Linked DNA regions of Homo sapiens: regions 2, 3, 4, 5 and 6 are each linked to region 1. A link is a contact called in ENCODE Hi-C or POLR2A ChIA-PET data. All regions are on one chromosome and are shown on one strand. Each heading gives the region's core, a stretch centred on a gene start or an enhancer-like site at or near the end of the contact. The rest is flanking DNA. Distances are from core to core; before and after follow the strand shown.

What was found. Hi-C counts contacts between places; a loop is a spot of excess contacts on that map. ChIA-PET counts read pairs that join two places held with the same protein, here RNA polymerase II (POLR2A). Pooled maps may share reads with other maps.
Region 2: a loop to region 1 is called in a pooled map, with 6 times the contacts of the local background. The contact joins the promoter of PEDS1 here to the promoter of ZFAS1 in region 1. A Hi-C loop is called at or near these places in 8 of 50 pooled maps. POLR2A ChIA-PET finds 5 or more read pairs at or near these places in 2 of 52 experiments (A673 and PC-9).
Region 3: a map of CD8-positive, alpha-beta T cell shows a loop between it and region 1 (7-fold over the local background). The contact joins the promoter of UBE2V1 here to the promoter of ZFAS1 in region 1. A Hi-C loop is called at or near these places in 3 of 168 maps with a recorded cell type or tissue (CD8-positive, alpha-beta T cell and OCI-LY7), 6 of 37 single-sample maps with no recorded cell type and 15 of 50 pooled maps. POLR2A ChIA-PET finds 5 or more read pairs at or near these places in 2 of 52 experiments (GM10248 and activated CD4-positive, alpha-beta T cell).
Region 4: a loop to region 1 is called in a pooled map, with 5 times the contacts of the local background. The contact joins the promoter of SNAI1 here to the promoter of ZFAS1 in region 1. A Hi-C loop is called at or near these places in 3 of 50 pooled maps. POLR2A ChIA-PET finds 5 or more read pairs at or near these places in 2 of 52 experiments (GM10248 and activated B cell).
Region 5: a loop to region 1 is called in a pooled map, with 4 times the contacts of the local background. The contact joins the enhancer-like site here to the promoter of ZFAS1 in region 1. A Hi-C loop is called at or near these places in 4 of 37 single-sample maps with no recorded cell type and 5 of 50 pooled maps.
Region 6: a pooled map shows a loop between it and region 1 (25-fold over the local background). The contact joins the enhancer-like site here to the promoter of ZFAS1 in region 1. A Hi-C loop is called at or near these places in 7 of 37 single-sample maps with no recorded cell type and 4 of 50 pooled maps.

Annotation. Positions count from the first base shown.
Region 1 is chr20:49,276,221-49,281,218 of GRCh38, forward strand. ZFAS1 (ZNFX1 antisense RNA 1) reads left to right here and starts at 1,958. Exons shown (of 4, transcript NR_036658.2): 1 at 1,958-2,496; 2 at 2,884-2,988; 3 at 4,265-4,350. It overlaps ZNFX1 (zinc finger NFX1-type containing 1), which reads right to left and starts at 1,837. Exons shown (of 14, transcript NM_021035.3): 1 at 1,801-1,837. It overlaps SNORD12C (small nucleolar RNA, C/D box 12C), which reads left to right and starts at 2,725; the gene lies at 2,725-2,803. It overlaps SNORD12B (small nucleolar RNA, C/D box 12B), which reads left to right and starts at 4,093; the gene lies at 4,093-4,195. It also overlaps SNORD12. RefSeq lists enhancers at 1,012-1,071, 1,413-1,913, 1,914-2,414, 2,172-2,466, 2,342-2,541 and silencers at 1,612-1,841, 1,892-2,251.
Region 2 is chr20:50,151,461-50,156,458 of GRCh38, forward strand. PEDS1 (plasmanylethanolamine desaturase 1) reads right to left here and starts at 2,263. Exons shown (of 6, transcript NM_199129.4): 1 at 2,057-2,263. The coding sequence starts at 2,177. PEDS1-UBE2V1 (PEDS1-UBE2V1 readthrough) reads right to left here and starts at 2,263. Exons shown (of 8, transcript NM_199203.3): 1 at 2,057-2,263. The coding sequence starts at 2,177. RefSeq lists a silencer at 2,017-2,696.
Region 3 is chr20:50,110,274-50,115,271 of GRCh38, forward strand. UBE2V1 (ubiquitin conjugating enzyme E2 V1) reads right to left here and starts at 2,877. Exons shown (of 4, transcript NM_001032288.3): 1 at 2,834-2,877. The coding sequence starts at 2,855. All of the region lies in intron 5 of PEDS1-UBE2V1 (PEDS1-UBE2V1 readthrough), which reads right to left. RefSeq lists a silencer at 2,405-2,944 and enhancers at 3,115-3,224, 3,229-3,796.
Region 4 is chr20:49,980,963-49,985,960 of GRCh38, forward strand. SNAI1 (snail family transcriptional repressor 1) reads left to right here and starts at 2,018. Exons shown (of 3, transcript NM_005985.4): 1 at 2,018-2,179; 2 at 2,862-3,389. The coding sequence starts at 2,098. RefSeq lists an enhancer at 423-1,360 and a silencer at 1,513-2,032.
Region 5 is chr20:48,710,104-48,715,101 of GRCh38, forward strand. All of the region lies in intron 5 of PREX1 (phosphatidylinositol-3,4,5-trisphosphate dependent Rac exchange factor 1), which reads right to left. Among named protein-coding and RNA genes, the nearest start is that of PREX1, 120 kb to the right of the region's middle. RefSeq lists enhancers at 2,690-2,799, 2,840-2,889. Within about 2 kb of position 2,513, at least 4 of the 41 ENCODE cell types and tissues checked have a DNase peak (open chromatin) inside an H3K27ac peak, as active enhancers do.
Region 6 is chr20:48,737,508-48,742,505 of GRCh38, forward strand. The region is part of intron 3 of PREX1 (phosphatidylinositol-3,4,5-trisphosphate dependent Rac exchange factor 1); the gene reads right to left. Among named protein-coding and RNA genes, the nearest start is that of PREX1, 88 kb to the right of the region's middle. RefSeq lists an enhancer at 3,085-3,194. Within about 2 kb of position 2,069, at least 6 of the 41 ENCODE cell types and tissues checked have a DNase peak (open chromatin) inside an H3K27ac peak, as active enhancers do.

The DNA of each region.
Region 1 (4,998 bases), core at 708-3,207:
GGTTTCATTTTCCTTTCCTAAGAAGCAGACAATATTGTTGCCAGGACAAAAAGGAGTACATTTTTGTTAATCCAAAACCATGTGCTCACCACCTTATCTGGCATTTACATATCTGCCACTTATATAGTACCCAATAGCTTGCAGTACCCTACAGTTTATAAATAATTAGTGAGCAGTTATCCCCTTAGCCTACTCTTTGGAATGGAGCCAAATGATTAAGCTCTCTGCTCTACTGAATCAAGAGAAAGAAATTACATGTTTCAATAACCAGGAGGTTTGGCAACTACGAGGTGCTGTTTCCTCAGGACCAGCTAGAAATCTGATATTCTTTCTTCCTCCTCATTCTTCTACCTTGGTGATTTTTGACACTGGTCCTGTAAGAGGAAGAGGAAGCCCCTTTAAGGGAGCTTCTCAACCCAACTCATACACATGGTGTGGGCTGGGGCTAAGGAAAGAGTGGGTGACTCAGAGTCCTCAGCAAAGGGATTTTTGAGACTGTCTTCACTGAGTTCTAAAATATTCATAATTGGAAACTGTGACTACATTTGGCATTATATGAGGGGCAGCTTTTTTCCTCATCTGAAAAAGGAGTCTCTTTTCTTCCCCCTGGGAATATCTCTGGTGAGTCCCCTCCCTCATCTTATCAAACCCAGCCCTCCTGGCGCAGGCTCAGTATTTAGAGTTTGTTTGTTTATTTTCAATTCTCCGAGGGGAAAATTCCTTCTTCCCCTTGTTGAAAAATGCTAAAATAGAAACTCCAGAAAATTTAAAAGAAACGGAAGAAAAGAAAAAAAGATGTTAAAAAAAAGGCAAGGGAAGGAAGGGAGGAGTAGACATGAACAGGAAATGCTGGGATCGAAAACAGACTGAAGTGTTTTTTTTTGGTGGGGGGAATCAAGGCCTAAAGGGCACGAAGAAGAAAATCAGTGATGATCAAGCTGGCCTGGAGTCAGAATGAGAGGGGCTAGTCATCACCAGAGTGGGACGCAGGAGGCTGAGGTCGGAGGCAGAGCTGGGTTTGGGGGAAGTCTCCAGGGTCCTGGGGAATCCCTGACCCAGGGAGCCCACGGTCCCTAATGGAAATGTTATGGGGTCAGGGAGCGCCAAGGCTGTGAGGTGGCGGGGTTATGGGGGCCTTGGGGAGAGGGTGGTAGCGAGCACCAGGGGGTGCTTGCTGAGGACGGAGGCGGCGGGGTGGGGGCAGGGAGCAGGCTGAAGGGGGTGCCGAGGTGCTCTGTAGAAGAGGGGGATTGATAAGGTGACAGGAGGTGAGGCCGGAGGAATGAGGGGGGTGCGAGTGGCAGAAGGGAGGGCACAGACAGGGGTAGGGGCAGAGGAGATCGAAGTGCTGAGGGCAGAAGCGGTGACGGTGTCGGGGGTGCTGGGGAGAGCGACGGGCCAGCTGAGGGGATGGGGACACTAAAGAGAGTACAGGGGAGCCGAAGGGGCGACGGGGCGCTGAGATGGGCCAGGGGCTGAGTGGGTGACGGGGCGCTGAGTAGGCGATGGAGGTCTGGGGTCTGAGGGGGAGACGGGGCGCTGAGAGGCGCTCTGAGTGGGTGCTGATGCCGCTGGGGGCCAAAGAGGTGACAAGGCTCTGAGTGGGTGATGGGGGTCTGGGGATTGAGGGGGCGACGGGGCGCTGAGGGGCCAGGGGCTCTGAGCGGGTGACGGGTGCGTTGGGGGCTTGAGAGGGTGACAGGTCTTACGGGCAGAGGCAGTGGCGGGTCGGCGCGGGCGCCGGGGTTCGCGGCGAGGCAAGGAAGAATCAGGGGCAGGGGCAGTTGCGGGGCCACTCACCCGGCTCCGGCGCGTCCTTTCACTGCCGCCGGCGAGTGCTGGGGCTTCGGCCCAGGCAGGTCGGTGGCCCCGCCCGGCGCCGCGCACTTTCGGTTTCCGTTCCCCGCAGACCCTGGGCGGAGCCGGGCGGGCGGCCCAGAGGAGGAGAAGGAGGAGGCGGGGGCCCAGGGTGGAGAGCACGAGGGCCTGGCCCAGGCACGGCCGGCGCCTCCGCCCTCGAGGAGGGCGTCACCTCAGCTCCCCCCGGCGGCGGAGCCGGCGGGCTCAGGCGGGCGCGGCTGAGGGGAGCGGACCGCGGGGGGCGGGAGATGACTGCGCCCAAGGCCTTTGCGGGCCTCAGCCGGCCCCAGAGGAAGGGGAACCCGTCGAGCGGTTTGGTGCGTGTGAAGCGCGACATGGCGAGGAAGCGGACAAGCCCGGGTGGCCCGGCGTGTAGAGGGAAGGGGGCGGGGCTAGACGCGGCCTGGACAACTACTAGAGCGCCTCGGGCTGTGCTGCTCGAGACTACATTTCCCAGAGCGACGCGCGCGGAGCGGGCGGGAAAGAGAGCGTTTCGGGTCCAGTGCGCAGGTGCGAAAGCCATCTTTGGTTATATAAGGGAGGTTCAGGAAGCCATTCGTTCTTTCGCGTCTGCGGTGCCCGGAGTGTGGTACTTCTCCTAGTTGCAGTCAGGCTTCATACGCTATTGTCCTGCCCGTAAGTTCCCGTTTTGTGTGTGGTGAGTGGAAACTCCATGTTCTTCGTTGGAGACCTCTGGTCCTCCCTTCCCTTCTTTGTGCCGTCGTCTCTGCGGCCAGCCCTAATCTCCTTCTCGTGGCTTCTCCGTCTCTGACCCCAAATAGGCCTTAAGGGCGTGGGAGAAATGAGTTTCTGGAGCTGGAAAAGCCACTGCCTTCTGCACGGGCCTGAGAAGCCCTTGGCTGGTGTAAATGATGACTTCACTTTTTTCCCCATCAGATCGACAATGCTGACGTCTTATATTTTGCCAGTTAGTTCTGATACATCGGCCTCAAAAGGCCCGGCCTTGTTCGTTTCTGACCGTGGGAAGATGGCGGTTAACGCCCTTTATTTGTTGGTTCACAGGTTAGAGCAGCCAGCGGGTACAGAATGGATTTTGGAAGAGGGAGTCACCACTGGACCTCCAAGGAAGCCACGTGCAGACATCTACAACCTTCGATCTCCTGACGAGTAAGTCTTTGTCTCCTATGGGTCTACTGTAGAAAACACGTGCTTTGAGAAGCTTTAGTTTTCTAGGAAAACGTGGGATTTAACAAAGCACTTTCTATCGAGCATTTATTAGGTATTTAAAAAAGTGTTCTGACGGCCGGGCGCTGTGGCTGACGCCTGTAACCCCAGCACTTGGGGAGGCCAAGGCAGATGGGTCACCTGAGGTCAAGATTTGGAGACCAGCCTGGCCAACATGGTGAAACCCTGACTCTATTAAAAATACAGAAATTAGCTGGGCGTGGTGGTACGCGCCTGTAATCCCAGCAACTCACAAGGCTGAGGCAGGAGAATTGCCCGAACCCGGGCGGCGGAGGTTGTAGTGAGTTGAGATTGCGCCACTGCCCTACAGTCGGGGCAACAGAGCCAGACTCCGTCTCAAAAAAAAAAAAAAAAGAAAAACATGTTCTGAATGTTTTATTCTCACAGTTCAAATATTGGAACTAGGTTTCTGGTGAAGAAACAGGTTTAAGAGAAATGCCTGAAGTGAAAGAACCTTGTTAGTGAAGAGGCGTTTAACATTTTAATGCCACTTAAACATATTTTTGGATTCCATTCTTCCTGTGTGTTGGGGCGCTTAAATTTCCAAGTGGAGGGATGATTTATTGACATATTTTGGAAAGCCAAATGTGTTTTTCTGTTGAACTAGCCACTCAAACCAGTGCCCGACTACATAACTAATATTTTTGCTAGAGTCCAGGAGTGAGGCGTTTACAAAGTCTGGGCTTCATGGGAACACATGTGAAGCTTATTGTTCCAGATTGTTCTTTTGTCAGGTAACTTGTGGTAACTTGTGTTAAAATGCAATCTCTTGGTACTTGTTCACTTCCCAACTCAGTAAATGCCAACTACTTCCTCAACTCTTCCAGCCACACTGGCTTCTATCATGGGCCTGTACTCAGAGTGTAAGCACTGAAGACAGGGGTGTTTGGTTTGGCTACCAAGTTATTGCCAGCTACAGGATACAACACAGAAGTGCTCAAACACCGAATGCAAATTTGCAAATATGAAGCATACCAACCAAATCTTACTCCTCATGGCTTTCAAATCTTACTCCTCACTCAAGAACTTCCTGCTGGCATATATGATGACTTAGCTTTTTTCCCCGACAGATCGACTATGTTGATCTAACTTTTCTAAGCCAGTTTCTGTCTGATATGCCAGCTTGAGCAGCTCCTTTGTCCCAGCTCCCCTGGGCATCTAGCTGATGGGAGCTCATTTTTCTGTTTTTTCATTTCAGGTTTATTGTTGGCCAAAACCAGGCTTTGATTGAACCAGGATGAATGCGGGTGTTGGAAGTAGAATATATATATACATATAAAATTGGTAAGTGGTGCCAACACGTCTTCCCTGGCTGAGTAGACACAGGCTCTGGAGGGGGTAGTAGCTGCTTTTCAGTGTGGGTTTGTCACCCTACTTCTTGTACGACTCAAATGTGGCCTTTGCAGCTGATGATACAGCTTCTTTCCCCATCAGATCGACCCTGTTGATCTCTACACTATTGGCCAGTTTTGTCTGATGCATTGGCCCCAGTAATAACTCCTATCTTTGTTTTCTGCTTATCTTTATCAGAGACTATTGCTTGTTCATGGGAACTGGGCTTTCTCTATTTTTTCCAGCATTCAGATGGCTTCTTTTGACCTGTTAACTTTCTATAGGTTGGGAGCCACGTGTACCAGTGTGTGTTGATCTTGGCTTGATTCAGTCTGCCTTGTAACAGGTGAGGTTTCTGCTTTCTATCTGCCAAACCCCACCGCAAAATTTGTCCAACTGGGCCTAACCTCAGGACCCATTTCCAAGTTGGGTATAAAACTGGGAGAATAAGTCATTAGGACTGACATTGGCCTGTTGGTATTACTAGGTCTTTGTTGGAAATAAGAGCTTGGAGTTCCAAAGAAAACGAGCACTTGAACAAAAGATTTCTCAGCAAGGCAAATTTACTTCTGCCGTAGGGTGCTGCTGCTGGCATTCCTG
Region 2 (4,998 bases), core at 1,013-3,512, 880 kb after region 1:
CTAAAGAGGGAGGCCCTTGAATCCTTATCCCCAATTCCCAGGTGGGGAGTTTGAGGACCAGAGAGGTGAGGCGGATCCCCCACAGCAAAGGTCAGACTACTGTTAACAACAGGGAGGCGCCAGGCACAGTGGCTCACGCCTGTAATCCCAGCACTGTGGGAGGCCGAGGTGGGCGGATCACAAGGTCAAGAGATCGAGACCACCCTGGCTAACACAGTGAAACCCCATCTCTACTGAAAATACAGAAAATTAGCCGGGCATGGTGGCGGGCGCCTGTAGTCCCAGCTACTCAGGAGGCTGAGGCAGGAGAATGGCGTGAACCCGGGAGGAGGAGCTTGCAGTGAGCCGAGATCACGCCACTGCACTCCAGCCTGGGCAACAGAGTGAGACTCCATCTCAAAACAAATAAAACAAAACAAAACAAAAAACAACAAAAAAACCCACACAACAACAGGGAGTGCCTACTGAATGCCAGTGGACGATCTCATTTCCACTTCCTAACACGAAGGGGCAGATAAACTTTAACTTGCAAGGAAACCAAGGGGAAACAGAGACGGAAAGTGGCTTGGACCAGGTCATACAGCTGAATAACAGAGTCAGGATGTTAACCCTGGCCTACCCCCAGGAGAGCAGGAGGTTTTAAGTCCATAGGCTGGGTGTCTTGGGTATAGGCCTGAAGAAACCATAGCGGCATGGACCAGGTGCCCAAGTCAGGTGTGAAAAATCACATACAGAGAATGGAGTGGTCTAGGACCCAGTGAGGAAATGCAAATGGTCCGTGGCCATGCCGCCTTTTAAGGAAGAGACGGCATGGAACCCAGGCCAGTGAGGGCAGAAAGCTAAGGTGCTAGTGACCCCAGGCCCACTCCAGGCAAGGGCTGCATGTGGTGCTTGGTGGCTGCCCCACAGAAAAAGGAAGGATGTCAGGATATTTGACAAACAAAGCTTCATTCCATGGTGACACCCAGGTAGAGGTGCCTCCCAGTCACCTGAACCAGGAGTTCTCAAAGGCACTTCCTTAACTCCTGGGGATATAGGGCCCTCCTGAGGCCAAACAGTAAAATTCCTAGGGCTCACGTAGGAGTCACAAAAGTGGGTGTAGGGGGGGTGCTTGCTGGAGCATATACAGTGAGCAAAGCAGGAAGAAGCTAGGGAGAAACCGTGGCCTGAGGGAAAGGGACAGAGAGGGAGAGGTGAACTCCAACTTATGATCTGGTCTGGGGAATATGGGGGTTCCAGTCCCAAGTCCTAAGGAAGGGGCCAATACATGGATGTGAGGGAGGGGCAAGAGCTAGAGTTGGGGCTTATGTACAGGGGAGCTTACAGTGGGGTACATTCAGTCCCCTCACTGCCTGGGATCCAGGAATATGGGGCAAGGACTGATGCTCACCACTGGAGGGTTGGGGAGAGGATATCGGTCTGTAGCCACTGAAGCTATCACTAGGATGGGGTTTTGGGGGAAGGGTGTGGGGGGTACCGTGCAGCTGGAAGCCCCTGAGTTAGGGTTCCCTGGGCAGAGGGGCTGACATTCCCAGGTTAGGGAGGTGAGGTCATTGTTTGCAGCCCAGGGCCTGGGCTAGGGCACAGAGGAGGTACTAGGATGTAGATTCCAGATCTGGGGAACCCAGGATGAGGTGTGACTTTTAGGGGCCTGAGGGCAGTGCTTACAGCTGAAGGGCAGCTTTGGGCTTGGACCGGGTCCTGGGGGGATGAGGGGGTGGGGTTCTAAGTCTAGGAGCACTCTTCACAACCGAGAATGCCCCGGGGCTAGGATTCCGTATCTGCGGGTCCGATGGGAGCTCCGTTTGTCGCCCAGGGAGCTCATGGTAATTTCTTGATCTGGGGAGTGTCTCTGCAGCCAGGAAACCCCGGGGCCAAGGTTCTGGCTTGGGTTCGGAAGGGACACTGGGGTGGGGTCCCCGAACTTGCTATTTGCAAGTTAGACACCCGGGCTGGAGTTCCGCATCTGGGCCCGAGGTTGGGACTCCAGTCTGGGGTCGCTGTCCGCAGCCGGGGCTGGTGACCGCAGGCCTGGAGGGGGGCCCAGAGGTCTTACCTGGCGAGTAGAGCGCAGCCAGCTCGCGGGCCCCGGCGTGCTGCGCGCCCCAGCGGCAACAAGACGCCTCGTCCTCGTCCAGCTCCAGCTGCTGGCCCGGCCAGTTCTCGGCGCCCGCCATGGCCACTCGCCCGATCGGCCCGGTGCGCTCTGCTGGCGGCGGCGGCGGCAGGGCCGCGGAACCGCGGCGAGATCACGCCGCCCAATGACCGCCCAGCGCCGGGCGCGGCGGCGGCGCGGGCGGGGTCCTCGCCCGGCCGCGCGTCACAGCCAATCGGGGCTCGCGCCGGAGCCGCGCAGGCCAATCGGACGTCGCTGAGCCGCAGCCAACCGCCGCGAGCCGGAGGCTGGGACGCAGCTGGACGCAGCTGGGCGCGGAAGCTTGGGGCGGAGGCGCGTGCCCGCCTTCCCAGCTCAGCCCCGGCAGGGCTCCCGGCTCCAGCCCACTGGGAGCTCGCGGCGCGTCGCCGCCCAGCTAGGCTTCGGTTCACGGGCCCATGCAATGGGCCGAGGCAGGGCCCAGAAATGGGCATTTCTTGAGCCGGCAGCGTTAAGCGCCCACTGTGTGCAAGGAACGCGAGGGCAGGGCGCCGGGCTGGGGCCGAGGCCAGGAAGCATTTGGCGGGTGCTCTGTACGATGCTCCCTAGCGAGGCCGATGGAGAGTGGGCTGGTTTATCAAGCCCTACTGTGTGCAGAGGTTTCGGGTGCCATGTGTTCATCAGCTGTGTGCCAGCTCTGTGCTGTGCGCCCAAAGAGGAGAAACGTCGAGCCTGCCCCGCATCCTCCCCAGCTCATGTTCTCCCGGTGGCGAGGACAGTAAACTAATGAAAATGACAACTAGGGTCACTATGAGATTTGCTGAGCGCTTAATATCTGTCAGGTGCTGGACCAAGAGCTAGACGAGCAACATTTATTTGACTCTTAAACACCAATGGTATTGCCTCCTCAGAGAGCCCCACCACCACCACCCTGCTCAAAGGTGCCCCCTCCTCCAGTCACTGTGACATCACCCTGTTTTGTCTTCACAGCGCTTCTGGTGGGGATTGAGCTTGCAGTCCCTGTCTCTCCTATCAGAGAGCAAGCTCCTGAGGGCAGAGAACAGCTTTGTTTACAGCAGGGCCCCCGTGCCAGGATCGGGGCTGGAACATGGTAGAAGCTCAATAAATGCTTGATGAATGAATTAAGGCTCAGCCAGATGCGTCTAATACTTCGGCAGATAAATGACAGCAGCAGGGATTTACCCCAGGTCTAACCGACAACAAAGTATGCAATAATTTCTCATAGAAATTCCATACAGGCAGCCGGGCGCGGTGGCTCACGCCGGTAATCCCAGCACTTTGGGAGGCCAAGGCGGGCGGATCATGAGGTCAGGAGATCGAGACCATCCTGGCTAACACGGTGAAACCCCGTCTCTACTAAAAATACAAAAAATTAGCTGGGCGCGGTGGCGGGCGCCTGTAGTCCCAGCTACTCGGGAGGCTGAGACAGGAGAATGGCGTGAACCCGGGAGGCGGAGCTTGCAGTGAGCCGAGATCGCGCCACTGCACTCCAGCCTGGGCGACAGAGGGAGACTCCGTCTCAAAAAAAAAAAAAAAAAATTCCATACAGGCTGGACGCGGTGGCTCAGGCCTGTAATCCCAGCACTTTGGGAGGCCGAGGCCAGTGGATCACCTAAGGCCAGGAGTTTGAGACCAGCCTGGACAACATGGTAAAACCTTGTCTCTACTAAAAATACAAAAATTAGGCAAGCTACTTATCCCAGATACTTGGAAGGCTGAGGCAGGAGAATCACTTGAACCTGGGAGGTGGAGGTTGCAGTGAGCCGAGATGGCGCCACTGCACTCCAACCTGGGTGACAAGAGTGAGACTTGGTCTCAAAAAAAAAAAAAATCCATACAGTGAGATCACATAGGAGCCTCCCTAGAGGCTGTGGAAGGTCCTGAAAGGTGCTGGGGGAGCAGAGAGGGAAGGTAAGATCCCCTTCCAGAATCCAGGTTCTCTGAGGGTTTAAGTCCTGGATTCCTGCACTACCAGTCACCCCAGGGCTGTTTCCTGAGTGTTCCTACCATAGACAGCCACTGTCCCCACCCAGGCCTATGCTCCCTCCGTTTCTTTCCCACACCTGCTCCCAGGAAGGAAAAGCCACCTTCCAGTGGCAGGGATGGGTTGCAACCCAAGTCCTGGTGAATTCCGGTGAAGCTGGCTGGTTTTGCATCAGTATTAACAGCACAGTTAATCCAACAGTTGGATTTTTTAACCCAGGAGCTTAAGGCTTGGGTGGGGGGCGGCGGACGGGGGGGGGGGGGCGCGGTTGGTGGCTTTGGTGGGGGCTGGATGTCAGATTTCAGGTAAATACCTTCTAAAGCTCTCTGCTCGTATCCCACAGCCTCCAAACAGGGTAGGGTGGCTGGTTACTGCTGCTGTCCAGAGACCCTCACAGTGGCCAGCACCAGATGGTTGATGGACAGACTGCCTGAGATAACTCATTCCTTCATTCATTCACTGAACATGTTTATTAAACACCAACCTGTCCCAGGGAAACAGCAGGGAATGTGACAGAATCCCTGCTTTCTTGGGAGGTGGGGGTGAAGGTTAGGGAAGTCCTGTTTAAGAAGGTGACATTGGATCCAAGACCTAAAGGATATGGGGGAGACAGTTACTTAAAATGAGCTGGGAAGTCCCTTCCCTGTGGGGTTTTGAGTAGAGGAATGACATGATCTGACTTTTTTTTTTTTTTTTTTTTTTTTTTGAGACGGAGTCTCGCTCTGTCGCCCAGGCCGGACTGCGGACTGCAGTGGCGCAATCTCGGCTCACTGCAAGCTCCGCTTCCCGGGTTCACGCCATTCTCCTGCCTCAGCCTCCCGAGTAGCTGGGACTACAGGCGCCCGCCACCGCGCCCGGCTAATTTTTTGTATTTTTAGTAGAGACGGGGTTTCACCTT
Region 3 (4,998 bases), core at 1,627-4,126, 830 kb after region 1:
GTGGTGGGCTTTTCACAGTTCCACCCTCTAAGACATATGTAGATATCACACATTGCAGAACCAAAGGAAGTGGGAAGGTGGTGTAGCCAAATGCTGAAAGCAGTGACCATAAAAAACTAAGTTCAGCCCTTACAGGAACTCAAAGGCTTCACAGCTGTTTCCTGGCAACCGGAGGCACAGATTAATCAAGAGCCTCACTCTAAACCTGACTAAGGAAGGCCTCTGGGCCCTGACCACACCTGGAAGACTTCTCAGGGTTAGAAAGCAGAGAGGCCTGTACACTCATTTTAGTTTACCCCAAGTAAGGTCTGCTTTACTCTTAGCACCCTGCACTCTTTTCACTGCCTAGGGACGAAGGTCAGATCTTATCATACTCCTCTTTTTAAGACTCTTATTCATTCATTCAACAAATATTTACTGAATGCCTACTTCATACCAGACACTTGTTTGATGGCTTCCCCTCATACCATCTCAAATCCAAAGCCATGTCTCTCCAACTCATCTCCTTAACAAGCCTTGCTTGCACATGAAGGCCTTTTATCCTGTTATTTCAACATGCCAAGCAGAGTCCCACCACAGGGCCTTTGCACTAACAGCCCACTCTCTCTCCTGCCTGTGACACTGTAGGGTTAGCTCTTTCCATTATTTGACTCAGCTGAAATGTCACTTTCCTGACCACCTCTCCAGACACTATCACATCACACAATTTCCTCCATAGCACTTACTGCTATCTGAAATTGTCTTATTTACTCCTTAACAGCCTTCTCTCCCTGACTTGAATGGAAGCTCCCGAAGGATACAGACTATGTCCATTTTGTTTGCTATCCACGATGGGACATAATAGGCCCTCAGTAAATATCTGTTGAATAAACAGACAAAAGAATTTTGGGAAGTCCATTTTAGGGCACCTCAAAGCCTGTCCTATGTTATCTAAACCATGCCAAGTGCTCTTGTATTCCACTAGACAGCAGCTGACATTTTATCTGATCACCATAGCCATTTATGAAGCACTCACTTTTTAACTGTCAGGGTCTGGAGAAGTTAGAACCGGGCAGCTGTTAACCCAGATTGTAGGTAGCCAACCGAGTGACTGCAAGCAGGGCTGAGCTGCAACAGCACCTTATTGCTGGCTACCACCAGCACACTGGGCCCCTTCGTTTATTACGACCCGGTAGGAGTGTTATTCTGGTGAGAAGTTTTACCCAGCAGTCTGGCCTGACTCAGAATCTCTCTTCTGGGAGTGCCTGGGGCAGCGTCATGGTAAATGAATTGACTCAGCACTGTTCCAGCTGAAACCAAAATCGAGTAAAAGGATTCATGGTCTCCGCTATTCTGCAAGAAGACCCCACTGTTTTAAACTCAAAAGGCAGCAGCTTGTGGTGGGTCACTTCAGTCAGATCCCCCACATTCAATTTCTTTTATTCCCACCCCAACCATCAGGCAAGTATGGCTCCTTGAGACCGCAGAGTAGCAACATTTATAAAGAATTCCCCTCACCCTATTTCCCATGGATCACCAATTCCTTCCCAACACTGCCGCTGCTGTGGCCTTAAATATGCCAATGATTGCTGTACTCAGGCTGGTGTCCCTGCAGCCCCACAGTGGGGAACACTGTGGCCCTGTTTGCTTCCTCCATCAGAGAGGTAACCCATTTTCACCCCATCTGAGAGAACCTCCTTGGCCAACTTCACTGCCAGGCACCTGAGGGTGCAGCCTCACCCAAGAGTTCCCATTTCATCTATTCACCTCCCTACTCCCATCAGCCAGTGGGGAACTTCTGAGCTGAACCCACATATCTGTCCCAATTATTAAAGGAGTCGATGAGAGTGAGCGTCTCCACAGAAGAGACACTTCTAGGATATGCTTCCCTCACTCAATTCAAAAAGAGGAGACTTTTCTCCTTTACAGGAAACATCTCCGGAACCCGACCTTTTCCACTCCCTCATTTCAGGGGCTTCCCTCAGTTGAATCCCCACTCCCAAAGAGACATCCTCGGGGCTCCCAATTCATCTGTTCTCCCTCATCCAATATCAGAGGCTTCCACCAACTGCCCCACTCGGACCTTGTCCCCTGAAACCTAACTTGAAGCAATCCATCTGTATCCTCGAACAGGAGACTGGTAATGATGGGGTCATTTCACTATCACCGCTATTAGGTCCCTCTGGCATCTGAATCCTTTTCCCTCCTCTCACTTATCATGCGGAGACCCCCTTCATTCTCCCCAAAAGCAGCTGCTCCAAGGCTCCTCCTTTCTAGTCAACATAGCTATTTCCTCAGCTAACCCCATCTCTAAAACTAACGCCGGAGCCGTTCCCTCAACCGATAGGGGATCCTCTCAAGTCACCCCCTCAGGATCCCGTTTCTTCCATCCAGCCTGAAGGGCTTCTCTGATGTCCCCTCCAGACATCCCAAGGCCCCTCTCAGCCGCACCCCTGGCACCCAGTATGGGACTTCCATCCGCTGTGGGGCGCCTCCTCTAGGGGACCTCTAGATCGCCCCTTAAGAGTCGCCAGCCCCGGTATCCTCAGGAGTGCCTCGGAGCTCGCTCCTCGCCCACTCCGGCTCCCCCAGACAGCACAGAGGGCCCTCACGCCTCCCGGGGGAGCCTCAGGGCCTCGCCGCGCCGCCCACAGGCCCCTCAGCCCCCCGCCCGTGCTTCCGGCCACCGCCTGCTCCTCCTCCCCCGGTCAGGCCGCGCCGGTGGCTGCCGCGGAGCCCAGCAGACAGAGGCGGCGCGGGGACCCTGGCTCCGCTGCAGGAGGCTTTGAGGGTCCCCGGCCCCCGGCCCAAGCCCATGCCCCCTCGGCCGGCCGGGCCCGGCGCCCCCGCTCACCCGAGCCCGTGGTGGCTGCCATCTTGCGTCGCTCTTGCTTGAAGGCCGGCCCCTTCTTCACCCCCCCCTTACCCGTCCCCCGGCCCTGATGCGCAGGCGCGCGCGCACGCACATACGCCGCCGCTGACGCCCGCCCCGGAGACCTGCACGACCCGTGGCCTGGAAGGCTCTTTTCCTTCCCTTTTAGAGAAAGGAAATATCTGCGTGCTCGAGGGCCCAGCAACCTGCAAGTCCCCACACATCGGGTGCGAGGGAGGTTGTGATGTGCTTAGTGAGAAGGGCAGGGGTGACTAGGCTTGGGAAGGCGCGATTGTGAAAGAAAAAGAAAATATAGCTTCAAACAAAAGCGCCGAATTCGCTTGGGGCTTTTTCCTGTCTAGTTCCTATCTAGATCCTCACCACATCTCCGCAAGGTCAGAATTAATGTGAAAAATGCAGCCGAGAGAGATCAAGCGATTTATCTAAACTCAGCTGTTAAGTGGCAGAGACAGGCAGAATTTTAACCTCCAGGTTCAAATTTTTTGAATCATCACCCTCCAGGTCAGATGATCTGGCTCCTAGGATTGATGCTCCCCGGCCAGAGAAGGCTTGGAGTGGGTGCAGCTAAATGATTTAGGGGCATTAAGGTGGCAGGGAAAGCATTTGCTAACCATCTACCCAATTCATTCATTCATTCATTCATTCATTCGTTCATTCATTCATTCAACCAAACAAACAAACATTAAGCACCTACTATGTACCAGACACTGTGCTAGGCGCTGGGGATGGATAGACATCTCTGAAGAAGCAAATCCCTGCTTTCAGGGACTTACATTCTAGTCGTAGACAGCAAGTAAATAAACAGGAAACTATAATTCTGATAGGGTAGAGATAAACCAAGACAAGAGCAGCAGAGGATGGTCAGGAAGGGCCTCCTAAGGTGGTCATATTTCAGCAGAGACCGTAACAATGAGGAGGTAGAGGGAACAGCTTGTGCAAAGGCCCTTGGGAAATATTTTTGCAAATAAATAAACCCAAGAAGGTACTCCTCCTTTATTATAAATTGTCTGAGAAGCCCTTATATGGATGTAGACACTGAGGCTGAGAGAGGTGAAGGGACTGGCTTAAGGTCACAGAGCAAAATACTGGCAGAAGGACCAGGACTCTAAACATAGAGGGACAAGGAAGCTGGAAGCCCTCACCCAGCACATCCAATTCATCACCTTTGTCTGATAGCAGTGCCTACTCTGCATCTCTCCACTCCGTTCACTTCTCCACTCAGGGCAAGCTGCCTTTATCTCCCACTTGGAAGACCCCAGCAGCTTCCATTCTCTCCCCTATGGCCCATTCTCCATATAGACCAACATCTGCTCAAAACACCCTCCAGCTAAAGCCTTCAGTGGCTCCCCATTCCCTCTGGATAAAATACAAACTTTACAAGTTGAGCGACCATAGAATTATCACCTAATGAGGACACACATCAGATTAAAAGGGGACTTATTATAATCTCACCAGGACAAGTGGAAACCAGGGCTCTCCAGGGCAAAGCAGGATGCCTGGACACCCTGTGCACCAGGCTCTGCACCCAGGGCAGGGACGAGGATGGGGTGGTCAGATTTAACGGGGCTTTCACTCAGGTCCTGACTCCGCACTTGCACAGCGCTGCAGGTGAGTGACTCCTTAAAATCTGCACCCTAGGGCAGGGCATGGTGGCTCACACCTGTAATCCCAGCACTTTGGGAGGCCGAGGTGGGCAGATCACCTGAGGTCAGGAGTTCCAGACCAGCCTGGTCAACATGGTGAAACCTCGTCTCTACTAAAAATACAAAAATTAGCGGGGCGTGGTAGCACACACCTGTAATCCCAGCTACTCGGGAGGCTGAGGCAGGAAAATCGAGCGAACCCGGGAGGCAGAGGTTGCAGTGAGCTGAGATTGCACCATTGCATTCCAGCCTGGGCAACAGAGAGAGATTCAGTCTCAAAAAAAAAAAAAAAATCTGCACCCTAGGTACCCCACTTGCCTCACCATAGCCTTGGCACAGCCTGCGCCTCTGAGACTTTCTGTACCTCTGCGGCGACACTGGCCCTTTGCAAGCCCCCTGGAACACATGCCCTCTCCCACTTCAGGGGCTTTGCCTGTGCTGTTCCCACTCTTCAGTTCTCAGATCCAGCACCATCCCCTCAGG
Region 4 (4,998 bases), core at 768-3,267, 700 kb after region 1:
CCCTCTCGCCAGCTCTCACCTCCTCATCAACTCTTGATAGTGACCAAATTTTTCCTTGTTGTCCTTCTGATGGGCGTGAAATGGCAGCTCACTGTGGCTTGAATTTGCCATTTCTCTCTTCACTAAACGAGGCTGAGCAGTTAGTGAAGTTGCTGCTGAAACAAAGAATGAAAGGAAGCCAGCGTGAAGATCTAGGAGCAAGAGACGTAGGGGAGAGGAGGAAGAGCAGCAGGTGCCAAGGTGGGAAAGGTCTGGGATGTTGGAGGAACAGAAGGAAGGCTGGGGGTGGGATCCTTGTGCATGGGGGAGGGAGAGAGGCTCAAGCCAATGTCAGCTGGGGTCAGAGCAGCGGGGCCGAGTTGGCTGAGGAGAGGACTTTGGCTTTTACTCTGAGACAGGCGCATGGGAGGGTTTGAGCAGAGGAGGGGGTGATCTGGCCTCACTTTGGCTTCAAGCAAAGGATCCTGATTGGAGCTAAATTGACACGGGACGGGGAGTATTCCGCTTAATGACTGCTTACTGCCTCTGTCCCCCACCCTACTGCCCGCTCTCCAGCTAGAACCAGGGGAGGACGATTTTGTTCACGGCTGTCACACCCGGCACCAAGTGACTAAACAGACAGTAGTTCTGCCCTTCAGGTTGGTGGTGGTGGTGGTGTGGGGTGCTTATAGGTTTTTATAGTCTTCCTTCACAGGTGGAAACAAGAACGGTGAGACCTGTGAGGTTTATTTCAGAGCCACCCCCGGGCCTGGTACGCCTCCCAGGGAAGCTGGGGTGGGGGTGCAGCTGCCCCTCACTTGGGCCCACCCCACATGCATTCAGTCAGGGCCCCTATGGAGCCGTGTTACAGCCTTTAGACACAGGATCGAGGATCTTCACGGGGTGAGGAGACACGCCCGGCCCATGCCTTCTTTCTCCCGCCAGCCTACAGGGATCTTTTTCAACGAAACTCTAACCAGGTCCCTCCTCAGCTGAAAATCCTTCGGTGGCTCCCCAGTGCCCTTGAGGCAAAGTCCAAACTCCTACGAGGCCCTGGGGCCCAGCACATCTGACCCCTCCGGGCATGCCCATCCCACCCCATCCCTGGAAGCTGCTCTCTAGGAGTTACTCTGAAGCAGTTGCCACTTCTTCCCTCGGGCCTTTTCCCTTGATAATTCTTCACTTCCTCTGGGAAGTCACCCCGACCCCCTGTCAGGTGACCCGCCTCTTAACGGTCGCCGCGTCCCGTCTCTCCCCCACCAAAGCACACTTCCCTTTGCATTGTAATTATCTGTTTACTTCGTCTGTCTCCCTCACTGGACCAGAAGCTACCCTTCGGGAGAGGCTCTGAGTGTTCTGTCCGGGGCTGTGCCCTGGCCCCAGGTACAGTGCCCCACACGTGCTGGGCGCTCCGTAAACACTGGATAAGGGAAGGAACGGGTGCTCTTGGCTAGCTGGGCCAGGCTGCTTTGCAAAAAGGCCGTGGCATTTCAAGCCGCCGAGAGCCACGTGCGGTGTCCCTTTCCTCGCTTCCTCCCCAGTGATGTGCGTTTCCCTCGTCAATGCCACGCTCTCCAGGCGCCAGCCGGGCGGAGGAAATTTCCGCCCCCTCCCAAGCCCGAGGCGGGGGCGGGCGTCGGAAGGTCAGGTGTCCCGGCCGGCGCGCAGCGCCAGGGGGCGTCAGAAGCGCTCAGACCACCGGGCGCTGAGCCGGTGGGCGCGCGGCGTCCTGCCGGGGTCCCACCTCGCAGAGGCCTCGCTTCGCTCGACGTCCCGCCCCGGACAGCCCCAGCACCGGGGACGACCCGCGCTGCGCCAGCGAACCCCGCCTCGGAGGAGTCCCCGCCCGGGCTCTCACCGCCACGCGGCGCGAGCCCGGCCAGCAGCCGGCGCACCTGCTCGGGGAGTGGCCTTCGGCGGAGACGAGCCTCCGATTGGCGCGGAGGTGACAAAGGGGCGTGGCAGATAAGGCCCCGCCCCTCCCACCCCCCACCACCCCCCCGGAGTACTTAAGGGAGTTGGCGGCGCTGCTGCATTCATTGCGCCGCGGCACGGCCTAGCGAGTGGTTCTTCTGCGCTACTGCTGCGCGAATCGGCGACCCCAGTGCCTCGACCACTATGCCGCGCTCTTTCCTCGTCAGGAAGCCCTCCGACCCCAATCGGAAGCCTAACTACAGCGAGCTGCAGGACTCTAATCCAGGTGCGTTGGAGGGGTTCTGGGCTCCAGGAGGTTTGGGGGAGACAGGCGAAGGCTGCGTGGGGGGCACCTGAGGGAGGCGGCCTGCCTGAGCCAGGATCGAGTCACAGGATGTTTTGTGGACCATTGCGGGCTCGGGAGACCGGGCAAGTGGGTCCCCAGTTCCGGGGATCTGTCTGGGTGGTTGGGGGAGTGCCGTGTAGAGGGCAGGGGTCTTCAGCTTGGGGGGCCTTTGTAGCCGGCGAGAGGCGGAGGAGCTCCGCAAGAGGGGAAGGAGAGGAGGCCTGTGTCAGGAGGGCCCTCTGGACGCTGCTGGGGAGAGTCCGGAGTCCAGAGGGTTGAGGGGAGGGGTGGGGAGACGAGATGTGTGTGAGGAGGGGGATTGGGGCAGGGTGGTGGCTCCGGGGCTGGGATGATGGGGTTCTGGCCTCAGGCTGGAGACTGGGGACTTAGGAGAGGGAGATCAGGAAATGACCTCCTTCAACTGGGGGTCCTACGTGTGAGAGACTCAGATTGGGTGACCTGGGCGAGGAGGGCAGGAACCTGGTCTGTCCTGTGGATAATTTTTTTGATCTAATTATGTATTGAGAATCGGCCCCACCCAGCCCCTGGCCAGCGGTGGGCTCATGTTTGTTGATTGAGTGAATGATTTAATTAACGCCTGACTCTGCTTTTTCTCCCTCAGAGTTTACCTTCCAGCAGCCCTACGACCAGGCCCACCTGCTGGCAGCCATCCCACCTCCGGAGATCCTCAACCCCACCGCCTCGCTGCCAATGCTCATCTGGGACTCTGTCCTGGCGCCCCAAGCCCAGCCAATTGCCTGGGCCTCCCTTCGGCTCCAGGAGAGTCCCAGGGTGGCAGAGCTGACCTCCCTGTCAGATGAGGACAGTGGGAAAGGCTCCCAGCCCCCCAGCCCACCCTCACCGGCTCCTTCGTCCTTCTCCTCTACTTCAGTCTCTTCCTTGGAGGCCGAGGCCTATGCTGCCTTCCCAGGCTTGGGCCAAGTGCCCAAGCAGCTGGCCCAGCTCTCTGAGGCCAAGGATCTCCAGGCTCGAAAGGCCTTCAACTGCAAATACTGCAACAAGGAATACCTCAGCCTGGGTGCCCTCAAGATGCACATCCGAAGCCACACGCTGCCCTGCGTCTGCGGAACCTGCGGGAAGGCCTTCTCTAGGCCCTGGCTGCTACAAGGCCATGTCCGGACCCACACTGGTACGTGCCCCTCCAGGCGCCCCCACCGTTGCTCTCTCTGGCAGCTTTTGTGAATCTGGGCTTGCTGTTCTCATTCCCAAAGCTGTGGACACTGAGGCCCCGAGTCTTCTAACTTCTAGCTCAAGTTCCAGGGCCTGGCTCTCTGGAAACGTTTGGCAGAAACTTTCTTCATCAGCTAAGCAGATGGGCAAAGCAGACACCTTCCCAATCCCCTGCAGCCTGTTTCTCAGCCAAATGGGTCGGAGCTGGATATGGGAAAGGTGCAACCAACACCTTGCTGTGGGGGCCAGGTGTGAAGGGGCCCACCCGGCCACACCCTCTCCCGGGTCCGCCCCCTCCCTAGCCAGACAGGATGTTGTCAGACCCCCCGCCTGGCTCTGAATCCTTCTTTGAGAACTTTCTCAAAACTTAGGCTGATGTTTCTCTTCTGTGAGCCTCATTTTCTCTATCTTTCAGATGGGCATGAGAACAGCTTTTGGGGTTTCTATACAGGCTAAATGCAGGAATGCATATGGGAAGCACCTGGCAAAGTGCCGGTACCTGCTAAACTCTCACAAAAATGGTTCCTTGGCATTTGCTCTGCTTCCTTGCTGTGTGACTTTGGGCAAGCAACTTAACCTCTCTGAGCCTTAGGGGAAAACTATGATAGCATATGTTTTAGAGAGTGGCTGTAAAGGTGGCTAATCACTTTATAGTAATTTATTATACCCGAACGGTTCTCAGGTCGGCTTCCCCACCCCCACTGAATCCTAGCACACAGACCAGGAAACGGCATCTTTGGGGCAGAAAACACAATCACGTCTTTTGAAAATTTACTAAATGTGTAAAAAACTTTCTGGACATGGAGAAAAGGTAGAACTTTTTAGAACTTGAATGGTGGCAGCCACTGTGCCTGGAGCTGCTCTTTGGAGAGTGACAGTTGAGGGAGAAGATTCCACAGGGTTCAAGCTGGCCAGGTTCTGCCATTTCCTGGCCTGGCGCCTGACCTCTGAGCGGTGAGGGTTAGTGAGGTGTCTGGGAGGACTGGCAATTCGCGGGCTTTATTGGCATCTTATTCGACTAAGGCTACCCATTTCTCTTCCTTCGTGCACCAATTGCTCTGATTTTAACATGTAAAGGTCCAACTGCCTGGCCTCCTGGGTGCCTGCCCAGCTCACAGGGCTCTATTTTGGGACAGTTGAACCCCTCAGGGTGCTGCAGTCCTGCCTGCCTCTCTCACCTCCCATCTGGACATTATTTTAATGTAAAGGCATGGCTGAGACACAGAAATCCCCTTGAAATGTATCATTGCGGTCCTCATTGACTCCCATTGTGTGCCTTAATGGTGGGCCCAGTGGGTGGGGGCTGGGAGGGGTGGAGCAGGTGCATGGGGCAGCGGTGCCCAGCACCTGTTCCAGTCACAGCTGCTGGCCCACTGCATGGCAGGCCCCTTTAATCCGGGGATATCGCATGTACAGTGCCCCCCTCGGCGCCCTTTGTCCCCGCCGGCCTGGTGCCGATTTCACACTTGCCAGGAGTACCATGAAGGCGTCTGGGGGGCGAGGGATCCAAGGAGTGGGGGTCTGTGCCTCCTGCGTGTGCACACAGCCCCCGCCCCCAGCCCATCATG
Region 5 (4,998 bases), core at 1,263-3,762, 570 kb before region 1:
TTCCCTGGGGGCTTGAGAAAGGCCCAGAGAGCAGCACCATATCCTGAAAATGCTGGTGATCAATCAAAAGAGAAGCAAGCCCAGAAGGCTTCAGGAGGAAGCAACACAAAGGCAGGCAGGGCACCCAGGGCCAGCTCTGCTAATGCGGAGTGTATTTCGACTCATTCTTCACTCAGCAAATACTGGCTGAGCAACTGGTGTGAGCCTGAGCTGTGGAGGCTGGGCAAAGAACAAGATGGTCCTCTGGGAGCTCATGGTCAAGAGTAGACCGGTCAACAAGGTAATGACTATTACTACTACCAACAGTAACAACAGCTAATACTCAGCAAGCCCTCAAGCTCCTGTCAAGCTCATTTGATCCTCATGTCAACTCTCTATCAGGTAGGCACCATTATTCTTCTCGATTGGCAGATGCAAGACCTGAGGCACAGAGAGGTCAGACCGTTTGTCCAAGGTCACACAGCACATCTGAGCCCACCCAGTCTGACTCCAGAGTTTGTGCTCTAAATCCCCGTGCTATTTACGACTTTTCAGACAGTTAAGTACAAATACTTTCCTCTCAAATAAATATATAATTTATAGAATTAAAGGGACAATGAGTGAGGGAAGTGCCGTGGTCTGAGAAGGTCTCTCTGGAAAGACAGGCTTGCGAGCGAAGCTTGAATGAGGTGAGGCCACGGGCCACACTGCGTCTGCAGGAACAGCACTCCAGGAAGGAGAAGAGCACGTGCAAAGGCCCTGAGGCAGCGAGAAGCAGCAGGGAGGCCAGCGGAGCTGCAGCAGAGCAAGTGAGCGAGAGGGATGGACCACAGATTCAGACAAGCATGCCAAGGCCAGATCACATGAGGCCGCAGTGGGGTGTTTGGGTTTCCTCCCAAGAGCCATGGGGAGGTGATGGGGGTATGAGCAGAGGCCTGACACCACCTTCTCACCCTTTAAAGGACCTCCCTGGCTGCTGACAGGAGGATGCACGGGATGGAATGTGCAGTGAATATAAAGTGGGAAGACCAGTTATGGCTACTGCCAAAGTCCAGGCAAGAGCAGAGGGTGGCACAGAAGCTCTGTGCCTCATTCACTCCATGCATGCATGTATCCACTCAGCCAGGCTCCAGTGTACCTGGCCCCATGTTGGGCTCTCTGTTGTACACAGATGACGGCAGACACTCCCCTAAGCCATCAGCCTGCTTGTAGGCATGTCCACAAAGTTACAATATAAGACCGTGATCTTATGACCATATTCAGTAATTCCATTCGATCCTGCAAAGCTACCCCAGTCCCAGGTTCCCTGAAGTGGTTTTTGGCATCTGGACCTTTGTGAGGCCAGCCGAGGCCAGGGAGTGAATGTGGCCAGTCAGCTCCCGGTGGGCAGGGACAGAGGCTGCCAGTTAGTGAGACCCCCGCCCCAGGTTCTACCCATCATCCCTTTCATCCAAAGCAGGGGTCAAATGACAGTCCAAGGACTGAGTCCAACCCATCACCCGTTTTTGTAAAAAAAAGTTTTGTCGGAACCAAGTATCCTCATTTCACTGATATATTGTCAGTGGTTGCTTTTACACTACAATGACAGATTGTATGGACCCCAAGGCCTAAACTATTTACTATCTGATCCTTTAATGGAAAAGTTTGCTGGCCCTTTGTTAAAAGCAACAGAACTGATTCTTAGCTGAGCATGAGGGCACCTGGAATAAAGGCCACACGCCCAGTCTGCCTGGACACAAGGTTCTCATGGATGGGGCGCGAGCAGAAGTGCCGGGTGCAGTTTCCCTTCTCCTTTCCCTCTTCCTTGGCTGGAATGTGGGCATGGTGCGAGCACCTGAAACCCTGGTGGTGAGGGGCACACCTCAGGGTTGGCAGAACTTGGTGCTGTCAGCATGGAGCCACCATGCTGCCCTGGACTGCCTTGACAGAAATAAGCTTAGACGTTGTTTAAGCCACTCTTGTTTCAGAGCTATGTCACTGCAGCTAAAACATATCCTATTACAAAAGACCCCACCGTGTTGTGGCACTTGGGATAAATTCACCATGAAACTGTGTTCTTCCTTCTGCTGGCTCTGTTAAGCTTGGCCATCAGTGAAATTACTTTGCCTCCCAATGGCCCTAGCAGGCAGGTGCTTTTACTATCCCCACTTGACAGATGAGAAAGTTGAGGCTCACACAGAGGCAAGGTCCCCTACCCAAGGGCACGGACAGCTAAGCGGCTACACGGTCCAGCTCCAGAGCTCACATTTCTGAATCACTATTCTGTGATTCTCCAGCCTGAGGCCCTGGGCCTCTTCCCACCTCCCCCAACAAATAGGAAGCTCTCACCACTTTTATTCTTGAAGCTAAAACCTGATGGGTCCATGGCACCCCTCTGATGGGCACTGCCACCATATCTGCTCCTCCCAAACCCTGGAAGTTGGAATCTCAGTGACCCTCCTCCAGTGGTTCCCTGTGGGGCTGCCAACACCCAGTAGTTAGTAAAAGTGAAAAAAAGGCTGCTTCCCTTTTCTATCTGTCCGCCTCTATCTCTATTCTTGCTCTAGGTCAGTGGTAGGGGTAGGGAATTGAAACCAAGCAAGACCTGGCCAGGCCCATAGCTGGACCAAAACCGCAGGGGAAGTGTTAGCTTTGGTGTCTTGGTTCACGGGGCATGTTGGCTCCACTCTGTGGAGCTCCAAAAAATGAGGGCCCATTCCTGCCTCCAGGCCTTTGGACTTGCTGTTTCCTCTCCCGGCACACTCCTCAAGATCTCAAGAAGTAACGGCCACAGTGGCTCACGCCTGTAATCTCAACACTTTGGGAGGCCCAGGCAGGCAGATCACGAGGTCAGGAGTTCGAGACCAGCCTGGCCAGCATGGTGAAACCCCGTCTCTATTAAAAATACAAAAATTAGCCGGGCGTGGCGGCACGTGCCTGTAGTCCCAGCTACTTGGGAGGCTGAGGGAGGAGAATCAGTTGAACCTGGGAGGCGGAGGTTGCAGTGAGCCAAAGGTTGCGGTGAGCCAAGATTGCGCCACTGCACTCCAGCCTGGGTGACAGAGCAAGACTCCATCTTAAAAAAAAGAAAAAAGAAGAAATAACACAAGCCAGGCATGGTGGCTCACGCCTGTGATCCCAGCACTTTGGGAAGCCAAGGCGGGCGGATCACCTGAGGTAAGGACTTCAAGACCAGCCTAGCCAACATGGCAAAACCCCATCTCTACTAAAAATATAAAAATTAGCCAGGCATGGTGGTGCACACCTGTAATCTCAGCTACTTGGGAGGCTGAGGCAGGAGAATCGCTTGAACCCGGGAGGCAGAGGTTGCAGTGAGCCAAGATTAAGCCCCTGCACTCCAGCCTGGGCAACAGAGTGAGACTCCATCATAAAAAAAGAGGCAACATAGTACTGTATAAAGATAGGCCTAGAGATCAATGGAAAAGAATTGTAGGCGGTGGCCAGCAGTTCAAGACCAGCCTGGGCAACACAGAAGGACACCATCTTTACCAAAAAATTTTAAAAACTTAGCCAGACACAGTGATGTGCACCTGTAGTTCCAGCTTTTGGAAGGCTGAGGTGGGAGGATCACTTGGGCCCAGGAGCTCCAGGTTACAGTGAGTTATAATCGGGCCACTGCACTCCAGCCTGAGTGACAGAACGAACCTGTCTCTATTATCTCTTTTAAAAAAAAAAAAGAGAGAGAGAGATAGGTTGATAGGTGCAGCAAACCACCATGGCACATGTAGACATATGTAACAAAGCTGCACATTCTGCACATGTATCCCAGAACTATAAAAAAAAAAAAAAAAAAAGAAAATCAAAAGTAAAAATCAATGCATATCAAAAAAAATTGAGAGTCCAGAAATAAATCCTTACATTTATGGTCAGTTAATTTTCCACAAGGATGCCAAGGCAATTAAATGGACAAAAGAACTGTCTTTTCAACAAATGATGCAACTGAATATCCATGTGCAACAAAATGAGGCTGGCCCCTTCCTCATGCCACACACAAAAATGGACTCAAAATGGATCACAGACCTAAATGTAAGAACTAAAACTATAAAACTGTCAGAGAAAACACAGGAGTAAACCCCTTGTGACCTTAAGTTAGGCGAAGTGCTCTTAGATATGACCAAATGCACAAGCAACTTAAAAAAAATAGATAACGTGAATTTCACCACAATTTAAAACTTCTGTGCTTCAAATGACACTACCCCAACGTGAAAGCCAAAAAATAAATAAAATTTAAAAGGAAGGGAAAAGACAATCTGCCTAATGAGGAAAATAGTATCAATTACACATCTGATGAGGAACTTGTACCCAGAATATGTAAAGAACCCTTACAACTTAACAACAAAAAGATAAATAATACAAGTAAAAAACAGGCATAGGACTTGAACAGACATTTCTCCAAAGAAGATACACAAATGTCCAATAAGCAGATGAAAAGATGTTCAACATCATGTGGGAAAATGCAAAACAAAACCAAAATGAGATACCACTTCACATCTACTGGAATAGCTATAATCCAAAACATGAATAACAACTGTTGGTGGAGATATGAAAAAAATAGAGCCCTCCTACATTGCTGGTAAAAATATAAAATGCTGCAGCAGCTTAGGAAAGCAGTTGGGCAATTCCCTTGAGACACCATGATCCAGCCATACCTGAAGCCATCTATCCATGGCTTGTCAGTTATGTGAGCCTATTTATTTTTTACATATATATGTTGTGTAAGTCAGCTTGGGCTAGTTTTTCCATCTCTTATTTGAAAAAGTTCCTACTGCTTCACAGTCTCAGAGGGAGTGCACAGATATGGAAACTCGAAGGTGTCCCAGCTGGTCTCAGACAGGCATAAAATGTGGGTATCTTCAAAGCCAACGAGAGCTTGAGCGATACTAACAAAGGTCTAACATGCGAAAGGAGGGAGGTGAGAAGGCTCCTGCCCAATTCAGAACTGAACAGACTGTACTAATAAATCAGAATAGAGTCACATTCAAAGGAGACATACTATGGTACTGAAAACCCTGGAATCCA
Region 6 (4,998 bases), core at 819-3,318, 540 kb before region 1:
AATGAAAGGAAGAAAAGAGAAGGAGGAACGGAGAGGCTAAAGGGCCCTCAGACCAGCTCTGTGCTTCTTCCCAGGCTGGTCCCACCCCACCCCAGGGACCATAAGTGAGCACATGACCCAGACAAAACCAATCAGAGTTCCCCGTCCTAATAACAGTGGCCATGTGACCCAAGCTGGGCCGCAAGAGCCCGCAAGGACTCGAGCTGGAATCACTGGGAAGAGAAACTCTCTTTGAGCTGCTGTTGAACCCCTGCCACCATGTGAGGCATGCACCCCATAAGCCCCTCCCATTCTCCAAGAGTGAAATCAGCACTGCACAGATAAAAGCAGAGCCTGAGATCAGAGAAAGACCTGGTCCTGAAATCATCATACGGAGTCCTGGATCTAGCTATGCCTGAAGCCAACCTACACTCCTGAACAATTTCACTGACATGCATCAGTAAAGTCCTGTATTTGTTTAAGCCTATCTGAACTGGTGTTTCTGTCACGTACAGCAAAGACAGTTTTGATACATGCACACTCTTAAAGGCAGAAAATGAAAGACATGGACCCAAATCTTAGTGAGGTGACAGGGTCTCTCTGTCCATCTCCACAGAGATGAAGGGAAGGGACTGGGCCAGAAAGCAGGGACAAATCGGTTTCTTCCCACATACCAACCCCAGTCACTGGGTAGTGCCAGCTGGAACACTGGTGAGGAGGATTCTGGGGCCCCACAGGAAGCCTAGAGACAGAATGCTGTGATTGATTAGGAATGTCTGCCACAGGTGCAGGAGAGGGGGTAACAAGCTCACCACTGGTTTGTCATTCCTCATCCCCTGAGCCCCCTTCTACGACAAGGTCTGCAATGTTTTCCTCTCCTTCAGCCTGTGGGAAGGGCAGGGGCCCAACGCTTGAGGCTTGGAGAAGTTAAATTTAGCAAAGGACAACATCCCCTCTGCAGCACCGTGCCCAGTTCAATCACGCCTGTGTCCTTTCATCCAGCCTGACCCCAGCTGCATCTCAGGCCTGAGACCCTGCAAATACGGAAACGCTGCTCTTGACAGCTCAGAGTCCAAGTGTTCCATTTCCTCCTGGAGGCCCGACATGGGGCTCTGATTGCTTTGCCAGGAAGAAACGGACAAACAGTTGTGCATACACAGATGTGGTGGGTACGGAACATGTGGCTGTGGGTTTGGGGGGAGAAGGGGACAGCTGCTGGCTGGAAACAGCCAGGGGAGGGGAGCTCACCCCCAGGAAAGGCTCAAGGATTGTGAGAGGTGGCAGCTGCTGTCCACAATACCCAGGTGACAGTGGCTCCACAGAGACCATCAGCTCCAAACCACTCATTTCACAGCCAGCAAGACTAAGACCCAGAAGAGGGAAGGAGCTGGCCCATGCAGACATATTCTCCAGTGGGGAGGAGAGAAGTGAGAATCAGGTCTCAGTTTCTCAACAGTCTCCCCAAATTATTTACCCATCCATACAGCTGTGGGGAGAGGGGGGTTAAAACAGAAATCAGACCACACTACTCCCGTGCTTAAAACCTGCAATGGCTTTCACTGACTCAGAATAAGATCTACAGTCCTCACCTCGGCACGCAAAGCCCTACAGGATCTGCCCTGCCCCCACTATGACACCCTCAAACTCTCTCTATCACTCACTCTGCTCTGGCCACGCCAGTCTCCCTTCTTCTCTCAAATGAGCTAAGCTTGCTCCCAGCTCAGGGCTTCTGCCCTTTCTCACCTTGGTCCAGACCACCCTCCCCAAGATCATCCCATTCCAACCCCTCAGAAAGGCCATCCCACCCTTGGGTTGCCAGATATAAAATAAACCCCAGGATGCCCAGGTGAATGCTCATTTCAGACACATATTTTTTTTAGTATAAGTATGTCTCAAATATTCCATAAGACATGTTTCCACTAAAAAATTATTTGATGTTTACCTGAAATTCCAATTTCCCTGGGTGTCCTTTGTTTTCATTTGCTAAATCTAGCAGCCCTGGCCCTGACCTCCCGATTGAAAGCAACCTCAGGCAGAGTCACTCTTTACCACATCTGCATTTTATGTTCTTCACAGTCTGCACTGGCATCTGAAATGACCTCATTTGTTAAATTACCCTCTGTTTCTCCCACCTACGAGCCGCGTGGCAGCACGGAGCAAGTCTGTCTTACTTAGTACAGCATCCCCAGGGTCTAGTGCAGAGCCTGGCACACAGGAGATGCTTACTATGTATTTCAGGAGACCTCATCACATAAGAGTAAAAAACACAGACTCTACAGCCTGACTGTGTCAGCTCAAATCCTGGCTCTGATGCTTCCTAGCTCTGTAAGCTTGCCCTATAACTTAATCTCTCTGGGCCTTGGTTTCCTCATCTGTAAAATGGGTACAATAATAGTAACCACCTTTAAAGAGTGTTGTGAAGTTTTAATGAATGCATATCTGTAAGGCACAGAGAACAGAACCCAGCACAAAGAAAATGTCCACTCGGTGCTAGTTTATGATAAACTCAGTAGTTAGTGGTTGGGTTTTGGGGAAAGGGGGTGAGGGACTCTTCCCCCATCTGATCAGTTAGGTGACACTAGCGGGCTGGACTGTGGGCCAGGGCCCCTTCCTCTCCTGGAGAGCCTGTCTGCAAGAGCTCTGTTCCCGATTAGCATCTCACCAGCCCAGATGCTGCCATGGCCATGGGAAAATGTTTCCAAGCAGGGAGTAAATGGAGTAAACAAGCCTGGGAAGGAGAGTGGACCCAGCACCTCTTTCCTTTGGGGCTGCAGTGGATGCCATGGTGCACTCCTCAAATGCCTGTCACAGAGACAGAGACACCCCTTACCCCAGGTGCTGGGAGTGCTGGCTGACAATGACCCTCAGCTAAGGCCCTCTCCTAGAGCTGCCTTCAGCCTAAGAGGGCCACCTGTCTGAGGCGGTACACCCACTCCTGAGGACAGCCCACTGGGCAACAAGGGTGCAAAGGCCTTGCCCACTTGCTGCAATTGTGCATAATCTGAAGAGCTATCCTAGTTCCAGAGTTCCTTCCAGATGGGACTATCAGTGGCTGGGGTGGAGCCTCTGCAACCTCTCCTTTAGCTGCTTCCAAGGGCCCACCTGTGTGCAAATCGCCAGCTTCCAGAAACCCAACCTACAGAGGTGTGGCCTTTAAAACTCCTGAGACAGACTGACTCAACCTATCCTCCGTGAGCAGGCAGGAAGAGGCGTGATAATTTTAATTTTTAATTAAAAAGATGATTTTAAATTAAAAAACACTGTATCACACACTGAGAACGCTGGCTCCTTTTTCAATAGGTCCAGTTAGCTCAAGGAGGGTCTTAGCTGGTGTGATGTAAGCAGCCTCAGGCTGAAAGGCTCAAGTAGTTAAGAGTTTCTAGATAGAATGCGGTAATACCGTTTGGTTTCTACTGCATTTATTTTGACAATTACCTTCTATTTATAGCACTCATTTTCTATTTTCAATGATGATGCAAATTTCTCTTTTTAAATAAGTTCACTGAAGTTTTGTTAAGTGAATCAATTTTTTTTTTTTTTGAGACGGAGTCTCACACTGTTGCAGGGGCTGGTGTGCAGTGGCACAATCTCGACTCACTGCAACCTCTGCCTCCCGGGTTCAAACGATAAGTGAATCAATTTTTTAAAGCATTAAACAAATAATAATACAAAGAATACTCAGATATAGCAAAAATTACAAACTTAGCGTGTGAGCTGAACTGAAGAACACTGGCTTAGCCCTTAGGATGGCCTAAAGCCCACTTCTGCGGCTGGCACAGTCGTGACCTTGAGCTTAACCTTTCTCTCAGTTTGCTTGCATGTCCAGAGGGCAAGTGAGCTTGGGGCTCGATTTTTTTTTTATTTTATTTTTTGTTTTGTTTTGTTTGTTTTCAGACAATGTCTCACCCTGTCACCCAGGCTGGAGTGCAGCGGCATGATCTCAACTCACTGCAGCCTCAACCTCTTGGGCTCAAGCAATCCTCCCACCTCAGCCTCTCAAGTACCTAGAACTACAGGTGCACATTACCATGCCCGGCTAAGGGGCTGAACTATTTCTGATGCAGAGACAGAGCAGTGAACATGACAGAGTCCCTGTCCTCATGTTGTTTATATTCTAGGGAGAGACAGACAATAAGCAAAAAGGGGCAAAAGATCCGATGTGTCAAAGGGTGATGCGGACTGTTCTGTTGAGAATGACAGAGTAGGGGAGGGGCGCGGAAGGGCAGGAGTGCAGCAACTTAAACAGGAGGGCATGGAGGCCTTTGCGGAGAAGATGGCATTTCCAAAAAGCTTTCAAGGCAAGAAGGGAGAGAGCCGCAGGGATGTCTGAGGGAACTGGTCCAGCAGAGGAAGCGGCCTGGGGTGAGAATGGGCTTGCCATGTTCTGGAACAGCGAGGAGATCCGTGTGGCTAGAGCCAGGGGAGCAAGTTCCGAGGAATGAACAGGGCCTGGCGGGCTGTGGGGATTTTATTCCAATGAGGCAGGAACCTTTGGAGGGTGCTGGGAGAGGGGTTGAAGAGATCTGATTGATGTTTCCAGCAGGTCTCTCTGTTGGCTCAGGGGAGAACCAATCTCCAAAATACTTCATCTCTGTCAAAGCCTCCGACATTCATCCTTGTGCCCGGGCATCACAGCAGCTTTGTGAGGCTGGAAGGACGGGAGCCCTGCTGAGGTGCAGGGGGGCTCATGATAGATCGCCTGGAATGGGGCTCAGTGATCCCAGGTCTGGGCACCCTGCACAAAGTCACACTCCAGAGAAGCCTGGGAGGTGCCAGAAAGCGCTGGATCACGTGAACAGATGCGCACATTACCCAAGTGAGAAACAATTCCTGAGCACTTATTATGTGCCAGGTTCTACCAACGTCATTCATTCTCTCAACCACCCTAGAAGGTGAGTTTTGTGATACCCACTTTACAGATGAGAAAACTGAGGCACAGAGAGGTAAGGTCATTCTCCCAGGATCCCAGAGCAAGGAAGTAGCAGAGCTAGGATGCAAAGTCGAGCAGCTGGGCTCTAA